Linked DNA regions of Mus musculus: regions 1, 3 and 4 are each linked to region 2. A link is a loop called in an ENCODE intact Hi-C map of the cell type or tissue named here. Cell type or tissue: gastrocnemius. All regions are shown on one strand. Region 1 holds the start of Mcu (mitochondrial calcium uniporter). Region 2 overlaps Micu1 (mitochondrial calcium uptake 1). Region 3 has its middle 26 kb from the start of Gm40670. Region 4 overlaps Micu1 (mitochondrial calcium uptake 1).

Region 1 (2,500 bases), 250 kb after region 2:
AAAAAAAAGTTATTCTCAACTGTGTTCTACTTGCTATCTTAGCAAAATTATGAAACTTGGTTCATCTTTACATGGCTTTATTACATTGCTGGCGTCTTCTGTTTTTGTAGTTTATTTTAAAAGGGAGACCAAGGTCAAACATGGTAACGAACAGTGTTGCTTTTAGAGAGGAATGCGGATCTAAGGGTGCTGGGGAAAAGAATCAGATGTTTCAATTGTGTAGCGTTCTGTTCATTCAGCCCAATGGCAGGTACTCATCCTGGGAGTTTGAAGCTACAACCATTCTACCTAATACCATGCTACACAGCACTGCCATTGGATAACTTTACAATTCAGGGTTAGTCTCGGCACATCCAAATGCTATCTGTTATGGATGCTAACTTTAGACATGCGGTCGAGAGTTGTAGCCAACCTCCTTAAAATGACCAGTTGGGTGCTTAGGCAGACAACTTAGAACACTCAGAACTCAACTCGGAACAAGCTCTGCACAGGTATCTATTTCCCCTAGCTCTCTTATCAAGTCACTTGGTAAAGATTAGCCAAATCGAACGGGCAATCCCTTACTGCTCCATTCCCAGAGGCTCGAACGCCAGAGACCGGTCCCCTAGAATTTGCCCGTAAGGTAACTCTGGAAGTGACAGACAGCCCGAAGCCGGGATTCTCCCGCCTTTTGATTGGACTTTGCAGGAAGCCCCGCCTCAGAGGCTTGACTCAGGACTGCAATTGGCCTAGTGAGGCTGAGTGGCGGGTCTTGGCCACGCCCCTGCCGTCCGCTGCGCTGCCTGGGCCAGCGCCGTTTCCAGTTGAGAGATGGCGGCCGCCGCAGGTAGATCGCTCCTGCTGCTGCTCTGCTCCCGGGGCGGCGGCGGGGGCGCCGGCGGCTGCGGAGCGCTGACTGCCGGCTGCTTTCCCGGGCTGGGCGTCAGCCGCCACCGGCCGCACCAGCAGCACCGGACGGTGAGCGAGCGCGGCTCCGGGGAGGGCGGGGCGGCGTGGGGAGCCGCGGGCAGGCCGGGGCGCCCGGCGACTTCCCTCAACTCGCGGCCGCCCCGGGGTGGCGGGCCACCGAGCCGCCGTGTCCTTCAGCGCCTGCGGCGGCGGCGGAGAAGGCAGGGCGGGCGGGAGGCAGGAGAGGAGGAGGAGGGGCGACAGCAGGGATGTTCCCGCAGGACTGGGGACGCCAGGGCGGGGAAGGCACGGGACTTGAACCTCTCCCTGACCCGCCTCCGGGCTCGGTCCCTCCTTCCGTCGTTTCTGACAGCTTTGCTCCAATGCTCCCGAACTGAGCCCGGTGCAAGTTGTCCCCTTCTCACCTCCTCTGGGCGGGTTGGAGCGTCCGGAGTTGCCGCGGTTGCCGGTGTGTCAGGAGAGTGGCAGTGCCATGCTGCTGGGAACTGTCCCCGGAGAGCACCCCGGGACCCCAGGAGGCTGCTGCCTCGCCCTCTCCCGGCCCCCTAGGAACACGCAGGGAGGAAAATCAAACTTTATCCTTCTCTGATCAGGTCCCCTGCCTGTGCGTGTTCTGCTTCCTCGAGGTGGATGCTGCATTGCTTCAGGAGGCAAACACCATCCCCTCGGGTTCTTAAAGATCCCGGTGGTCCCTTCCGAGGGTTGTGCACGCGTGCCCAAAGGAAGGGCAGCAGGCACAAGAGAGGCGGCATGGCAAGTTGTTCACAGAGGGAGAGATTTAGTGATTCCATTAATCAGTTCTTGCCGGGTTTCATTGCTTGGCAAAGAAGGAATTCTGTCAGTAGCCCAGGGGCGTGTGTATGTGTAGTGTTGGCGGTATGGTACCTGAGCTTGGCATGGAGTTCTTGACCTAACAGGTCAGCAGGTTCCCTTCCTTTGGACTTTCGAGGCCCATATGTGTTGGTCTCTGGCCAACTCTTGAGAGAACAAGTGTAGGTTTAATTTCATAAGGTGAACTTGTGTAGTGTGATGAGAAGGCTCACTGCAGCTGGCCCAATAGAGAAGGTGCTGCCTTCAGCCCGTGCATCATGATCTGTCTTGTTCTGTTTCCCTGTCTCCTAAGAGGAAAGGACTAGAGCTTTGCAGAGAGGATAGCCCTAGACCTGTGGTAGCATAAAATTGTGGGAACGCACTATGAAAAGAACCGAGGCGCTGAGAATACAAGATAGTATTGCTATTATTAGTGGTAGTGATGGACCTGAGCTTCCTTCTTGTGAGAAGATTGTACTTTTTCATATTTGGCATACTGACATTGCTTTGCTAAAGCTTTTGGGTGAGAGCCGAGTTTTTCTATAGTTCAATTCTGATTTGCATGTATGATAGCCTCCAGTTATGTTCTCTGAAAGACATACAGGCCACCCCCAAAATGTGATGGCAGTCTTTTCCCTCTGAACTATTGGAAAATTTCCCGAGCTATCTTTGTTTTCCAATGAAGCATCCTCCGATTTTGCAGTTTGTTCTTAATACTGTTTGGGTGTGGTATTCAAGTGGTGTTTGAAAATGTGTGCCTCAGATGCACCGGTCTCTGTGT
Region 2 (2,500 bases):
TAATGGAGATTTATAATTTTTCCTTAGGGTTTTTTTTTTTTTTTAAATGGTGCTAGGGACCAAACCCAGGACAGCACGCATACTGAGGTCCAGCTGTCAGTGAGCTTGCCGCTGCCTCTGTATAAAGCACACCCAGTAGTATACTCAGTTCTGAGCACTCAAGTATGCTGGTGGTGGAACCCAGGGTCTCAGGCACGCTGACACAAACTCTTACACTGTGCTACACTCCCAATCCCAAATGTCCACCAGATGGATGGTTTCTGAGTTACTTTGTATGGTTGTTATCTTCATTCCCACTCTTTCCTTTGAGACGGTGTTTCACCATCTAGTCTGGGTTGGCTTTGAACTCAAAGTGATCTTTTGCCCAAAGTTGCACCCCAACCCACCCCTCCCCCACCCCGACCCCCGCTCCCTGTTAGTTTTGGAATTACAGATGTGCTGCCAGCTACAACGCTTGCCACACTTGGCTCCCTGTTGTAACGCAGAATCAGTCCCTAAACCACGTTAGGAACCCTGGACTCCAGTTTCCAGGATGGACCTGGCCTTTGAATCTGCATTCCCTTGGTCCTCCTGCTCCTCAATCTTTGGACCCTTCTACTCAACTCACAGGCCTATTCAAAACGACAAACCAACCCCAATCCCACTTCTTCTTCCGGCAGCGTGTGTGGGCTTACACATAGGTATCGGATGGAAAGCTGCTTCACGGTAGCAGCTGTTGCACCTTCCTGTTTTCCTCTTTATGCGCATGCTCCTCAAAGACCTTGCTCAGTGCCTCGTCTACAGTTGCTGATTAGTGAAGGTGACATCGAATAGCTCGAAGAACATACATTTACTCATTAAATTCATTTTCTAAGTCAGAGAGCAATGCACCATTTCCCTCTCTTTCACCTGCAGTTGGATCCTCTCAGTTTCTTCTGCTATGCCTTTGGGCCACCCAGCCCTGCTGGCAAGCTGGACTCCTGCACTGAGCAGTTCTGCCAGCAGGTGGCACTGGAAGTCCACAGCTGAGCCAGTCTCTGCTCCTGCCTGACTTCTCATGACCCCTGTGGGTTTGGTCTGCTCGAGGCTTGCACCCTGGAGCTAGCACTAGCCTCCTTGGCCCGTGAAGTTTCTTCTTAACTGTGTGGCAGCAGCCATTGTCCACCTCTCCCCTTTCCTCCTTTCCCTAGAGTATGTGCTTCAGCCATAGCAGAAACAAGGTGGGGCACTAGAAGCAATTGAAAAAAATTTTTTTTTTTTTTTTTTTTTTTTTAAATCATGGAGCATTCTTAAGTTGCCCTTAGCAACAGTTTCTAAGATTCCTCTTCTGGTCTCCTAGGATAACAGTGAACCTCGGGTTAAGGAAGCCCAGCCGCTCCCCTGAAGAGTTCTTGTGGGGGGAAGTAAATGTCCCACCCAGCCCGTGGATGGCTTTCTGGAGAAGGGAAACGGGGGAGAGGGTGAGCGGGGATTACTGGGTCATATTTAAGACACACTTACACTGCACCGATGCCTCAGGCTTAGAGCACCCAGCACAGCAAAGCCCGCACTTAAGACTCCAGGCAGAGTGGTGAAGACGGGGCACGTCTCAGCGGAGAGCGAAGCCGGCCTCGTGGAAGGGAGGCATAGAGGAAGTGCCCACCTCTGCTTTCCTGTGCAGGTGTGGGCAGAGGCCCCAGCTCTCTTGCTGCCCAATCACCCCTGGCTGTGTTCTGAGTCAGGGTGGAGTCCCACGCTGAGGCAGACCCTGGAGGTTCTGGAGAGCTGAAGCAGGGGCTCATAGGAGGGAACTTCGGGCCCATCCAGCTCAATCTATCATTTCACAGATGAACGAACAGATGGGGACCGGGCTCAGCACCACTGAGCGGTGGAGCCGAGTCCATCAGACAACACTGTTGCTATGGTTCTCAATGCACATCCAACATACCGGATGCTCATAGGTCTGTGTCAGGGACTGTGTGTGACAGTTCCTCGGAAGCAACACTTCAAAGGAGATGGCACAATGCTACCCTAATGTGCAAACATGTGTCTTTTGTACCTGCCTCAAGTTGCTTGTGACGAGAGAGCATCAGTCTCTGGCTGATGACAAAAAACAAGGGCCCAGAGGAACGGCCTAAAAGAAAGAAAGGACACAGAGCTCTTGCGGGTATTTCCTGCAAAGTGCTATAATTAAAGTGATATTTTACGAGTGTCTTAGACAGAGGGCAGCTAGGCTCTGAGCTGGGTCTGGGCTCCACAGGTCCATAGAGAGGGGATGAGACACAGGGACAGGGGCTCAGCCATTGCTCTAGTGAAGCAGAGTCCCAGAGGAGGCATCGCAGGGAGCCTGGGAGGAAACCACAGAGCTGGGAAGTTCTGGAGAGCTGCTTAAAGCAGCCACTTGGAATCTGGATTCTGCTGGGGGCACAGTGCCTTCCTGGAGCCCCTGGTGGCTAACACAGACCCTCCTCTGGCCAGGCTTCCTGCCAGCTCAGGGTGCCAGGGTCATCTGCATTATCATTCATCACACTTCCTTTCGCCT
Region 3 (2,500 bases), 570 kb after region 2:
ATGATGGCATGGGCGTGTCCATTGACCATATTCCAGTACTGGTATGAGGAAGCCTGGGCATGCCTGTTCACACATGTGCTGTGTCCCACTGCCAGCATGAGCACAGCTGTTCATACCGTGTTCGATCCAAGTGTGGCCACCGGGCAGCACAGGCAGGCATGCCTGACCACACTCTGGCACATTTACACGTACCCTCCGGGTGATGACTTGGGCTTGCCAGTTCATCCACCTGCCATATCTAAGCACCATGATGTAGCAGTAAGGCCATGACTGCATGCACACCGGCTGTGTCCCAGCACTGCTATACAGCGGTCTGGACACGCCTGTTTACAAGCCTGCTGTACTTCAGTACTACCACAGGACGGCATGGGCAAGCCTTTTGGCAACCATGCCATGTCCCAGCGATGCCACATGGTGGAACAGATGTGTAAACACATGTTTACACACTTTACATACCTGCCGTGTCCTAGCATTGTCCCTTGCTCATGCAGGACCATCTGTTCCCACATGTCTCTTGCCACATGATGGCCTGGGCATGCGTGTTCATATGCCTGCTATACCATAGTGCCACCCTTGCCAGCCTGTCCATGCCTGTTTGAAGACTCCTGTTTGAATGTCTACTGTGTTCCAGCACCTCTGCGTGGTGATACAGGCGACGCATGGGCTTACACGTTCATATCTACATTCATCCCAACACTGCCACGTAGCAGCACATGCATGTCTTGTTTGCGTGCCCGCCACATCACAGGGCTACTATGTGGAGGCACCGGCATGTCTGTATGCACACCTGACAGTCACACACCTCAGCATGAGGCAGCTTAGGCTTGCTGGTTCACAGGTAGGCTGTGTCGGCTTCTATCGTGTGGCATCCTGTGGACACCTTTTTGCACACCTACCATATGCCAGTGCTGCTATGTGATGGCATAGGCATGTCTATCTGCACACCTGCCATGTTCCAGCACTACCGTGTGATAACCCAAGCATAACTAGCCACATGCCTGTCATATACCAGTGCCACCACATATTGCCCTGGGTTTTCCTATTTACGTGAATGATATGCTCTAGCCTACTTTGTGACAGCTGGGACCTCACTGTCCACAAGCCTGCCATGTCATGTCCAACACCACCATGTCACAGCCCAGGCACGACTGTGTGTATAGACTGTGCATATATCTGTTGTATTCCAGCACCTCCATGTGGCAACCTGGGCTACCTGTTCACACATGTGCCATTTCCAAGTGCCACCACAAGGTGGTGTGGGTTCACTACTCTACATTTGCTAGCTCCCAACACCATCTCGTGATGACAAAGGCTTGCCTGTTTGCATGCCTGCTATGCCAAAGCTTCACCACAGGGTAACACTAGCACACCTATTTGCTGTGTCCCTGGCCTGCCACACTATGGCCTAGGCATGACGGTTCATATATGTGCCACCTGTTTGCACAGTTACTGTGTCCCACTGCTGACATTCGGTGGTGCTGGCTTGCCTGTCCCAGCACCAGCACCTATCAGGGTTGGCATGCCTGTTCACATCTGTGCTGTGTCCCAGTGCCTCGATGTGGAAGTGTGGTTGTATCTATTGGCATCTCTGCTGTATTTCTGTGTAGGGCACTGGGCACGAGAGGAAAGGCATGGAACTGGTGAGGTGGAGCATATTGAAACCCCGGAAATCTGAGACAGCAGAAGTAGAACTACTCCATGCCTGCTTTGGGGCACATAACCGCAACCCCCAACTAAGATGATCACCGGTAGTTGGTCACGTGGCACAGCGCCTGGAACTCTCCCCCATGCAAACAACATCACCAGCATCTTAGCCTCAGTCAATAGAATGTATCTACCCCACAAATTCCATCCCATTCTCCAAGGCTTGTATAATCCCTGTCCGAATGGAATAAAGTACACAAACTATTTCATCAGGGATCATCTGAGACTGGTTGTTTTATTGAGCTGTAACACTTGAACGAGGGCTCGCTCTCCCAAGCACACACTCATCTTTGAAGCTTGGACCCACCTGCCTGGCCAGACTCCTATTGCTCACAGAGACTCACATTAGAGTGCTGGCAGCCAGCATTGCAGCCTCTGCACAGGACTCAGGACTGATTACACCCTGTGCTGGCCACTGGAACCTCTTTATTCCTTTTCTAAGAGCTGGAACACACCCAGTATTCCACAGGGCACCAGAGCCCTGTGGAACCAATTCATCCCAGACTCAGCCTCTTCTGTCTGACATACAGCAGTGTCTGATGCCCCAGAAGGAAGGGGCAGACTGCAGGCTCCACCCACTCTGGACTTTGCCCTGCCTGTGAGCCGGTGTACCAGCATCCCACAGGAGAGGTAGAACCCGGAACTGCACTTTTGTACTGCTGTGTGTGGCCTGGCTGTGCTTGGTCTTGCCGTGTCCCAGGGTCACCATGTGATGGCATGGGCACCCCTGCTGTGTCCCAGCATTGCCATGTGGCAGCCTGAGCATGTCCCATGTGCTATGCTATATGATGGCACA
Region 4 (2,500 bases), 150 kb after region 2:
TACTCATTCATGCACACACATATGCATGTACGCATGCATGCACACATACTCTAAAATGGTAAGTAGAACCATCTCTAGGACTTGGGCAGCTCTTGCAGCAAATGATCAAATCCAAGCATGAAGTGTGAGATCTGCACGGGCCAGTCACACAGGAGCCATGGAGAACATGGGGGCTTACTGCTTGTGAGCGGAGGGAAGGCCAGTCTAGAGGGACTGAAGCTTTGACCTGCAGGAGTGCAGACGCACCTGCTCTAGTTGATGTCAGACCTGAACCAAATCACAAGACACCTCGCTGGTGTTAGAGAACAGGTCAGGGAAGAAATCCACACGGGAGATATTGGATGTGAACTACTGAGTCCTGGGAGACACAGGAGAGGAAGGCAGTTCTCGCCATGGCTTCATTTTTCCTTTATACTGTTGAATTCAGGAAATAAAAGGGTTTTTTTTCTTATAATGTAAATTCCATTGTAAACCCATGATCTCAATCCTGTTTCTAAGAAACTGTATGCTGACTGAAATTGTCTCCTGTCCATGCTTGGTGGTGCTCACCTGTGCTCTGTGCACTTGGCAGGTAGAAAAAGGAGGATCCAGCATTTCAGGCCATCCTCACTTACATGCAGGGTTTAAGGCTAGCCTGGGCTACATGGGAGTATGGTGTATGTCTATTTTTTCGGGGATGGGGGAGCCTGGTCCAACTCCACACAATCCAATTAAATATGGGCAGAAGACTTGAATGGACAAATATTCATTATGAGTCAGGAGGAAAATGTACATCAAAACCACACTGGGACTCTCTACCCAGCAGACTGTCAGAAAATAACACAGAGAATACACGGAGAAAAAGAGGATCCCAGATGCACGGCCAGTAAAAATGCAAAACTGTGGGGATTTCCAATACAAAAATTCCTCAGGAGTGGAATACTGCATTTCCTCCTCGTCCTTCTTCTTCCATCATCCCTTCCTCCTTCCTTCCTCCCTCTCCTCCACCTCCTTTCCCCTCCTCCAATCCCTCCTTTACGAATGGTGCGTTTTTGCATCTGGCCGTTTACTTGGTATACTGTTACCAAGGTTCATTCATGTTGTGGCATATCCCACAACTCCTATCTTTTGAAAAGTGGACTAACATTCCATTGCAGAGCAGGCCCCACTCTGCTCATCCCTCTTCCATCCATAGATACTTGGGCTGTTTTACCACTTTGGTTATTGGGAATAATGTTCCTGATATCTAAATATTCATTTGAATCCTTCCCTTTTTAATTCTATGTGTGGAATTGGAGATTAGAAGGTAATAAAAGGGGCTGGAGAGATAGCTTGGTGGTTAAGATCACAATCACTGACTGCTCTTCCAGAGGACCCTGGTTCAATTCCTAATACCCACATGACAGCTAACAACTGCCTGTACCTCCAGCTTCAGGAGGATGGAGAGATGGCTCAGTGGTTAAGAGCAGGTACTGCACTTGCAGAGGACCCAGGTTTGGTTATCAGGAAGTACCAACATCACCATGCTGACAACCATCTCCAACTCTAGTTCCTGAAGTCCACCGCCCTCTTCTGGTCTCTGTGAGCACTGCATGCACATGCTGCACAGACATGAATAGAGGCAAACATAGACATAAAGTAAAAATAAATAAACCTTAAGATAATAAAAAAAACAAAAAACAAACAGTTTTGACAAGAGGATCTAGATTTAGCACATGGTGGGCCCCAATCCTCTCAAACAGTGATTGGCACAGGAAGTGGGGAGGGGATAATGTACTAGAATATTAAGAGATGAAAGTGATCTCAGAAATTTTCAAGATTTCAGTGTGAAAGGCAACAGGCCAGAAAGGAGATGTTACCAACTTAAGAACAGAAAGCTAGCAAGCAACAAACTGAGAAACAAACCCAGATCTAATAACTCCTTGTCTGACTGTCTTCTTACCCTTTGCTACAGGAATAATGCGAATAGCTTAATACTGAGCAAAGTAACTGGGTGTGGTGCTGAACATTTGTAGTCCCAGGCAAAGAGGAACTGGAGCAGAGGCAGGAGGATCACTGTTAAGGTTGAAGCCTGCCAGAGGTACACAGACTTTGCCTTAAAAAAAAAAACAAAAGCACAATAATTAATATATGTATGTATATTGTATATAATATATATTATGTACATATTCCTATATATGGGAAAAAACTAATACAGGCTTAAGTAAATGAGATCTAGATTCACAAGGTTAGAATATTTATCTAATTCTGTACAGTAGAAACTGAGATTTCCCACAATAGCATTCATGATTCTACAATCTACTCTCTGAACCAATAAATAAATAACACTTCATCTTAATACAGAATGCGCAGTACTTGGGAGTTTATCACTGATTTTAATCTGAGCCTAAGAAAACACACAGTCAAGAAAAATTATTAATGGTAAGAGTTGTTTTCTATAGAGCATGAAATGAAAACCTCTAGGCTAAAGGAACAATGGGCGCCATGCCAAAGTACTGACAACTGAATTGCTTCTTCAAAT

Evidence for each region. Peaks named below come from ENCODE experiments on the same cell type or tissue, not always from the same donor. Only the 100,000 strongest peaks of a DNase experiment are listed, where the experiment ranks them.
Region 1: it touches region 2 in a loop (2.8-fold over the local background); 9 of 42 quality-filtered maps call a loop at or near these places.
Region 3: it touches region 2 in a loop (3-fold over the local background); 27 of 42 quality-filtered maps call a loop at or near these places.
Region 4: a loop joins it to region 2, with 2.4 times the contacts of the local background. A loop is called at or near these places in 3 of 42 quality-filtered maps.

What each region holds. Positions count from the first base shown.
Region 1 is chr10:59,614,981-59,617,480 of GRCm38, reverse strand. Mcu (mitochondrial calcium uniporter) reads left to right here and starts at 789. Exons shown (of 8, transcript NM_001033259.4): 1 at 789-957. The coding sequence starts at 811. In gastrocnemius, a CTCF peak has its summit at 1,488; DNase peaks (open chromatin) are centred at 733 and 1,157; H3K4me3 peaks cover 2,455 bases; H3K27ac peaks cover 2,273 bases.
Region 2 is chr10:59,863,752-59,866,251 of GRCm38, reverse strand. It overlaps Micu1 (mitochondrial calcium uptake 1), which reads right to left. Exons shown (of 12, transcript NM_144822.3): 12 at 2,118-2,500. Among named protein-coding and RNA genes, the nearest start is that of Dnajb12, 15 kb to the left of the region's middle. In gastrocnemius, a CTCF peak has its summit at 977 (motif pointing right); DNase peaks (open chromatin) are centred at 983 and 2,479; H3K27ac peaks cover 167 bases.
Region 3 is chr10:59,291,540-59,294,039 of GRCm38, reverse strand. No RefSeq gene overlaps it. Among named protein-coding and RNA genes, the nearest start is that of Gm40670, 26 kb to the right of the region's middle. In gastrocnemius, a CTCF peak has its summit at 1,240; DNase peaks (open chromatin) are centred at 236, 1,264 and 2,407.
Region 4 is chr10:59,709,466-59,711,965 of GRCm38, reverse strand. The region is part of intron 1 of Micu1 (mitochondrial calcium uptake 1); the gene reads right to left. Among named protein-coding and RNA genes, the nearest start is that of Micu1, 8.2 kb to the right of the region's middle. In gastrocnemius, a CTCF peak has its summit at 1,542 (motif pointing left); DNase peaks (open chromatin) are centred at 1,542 and 2,471.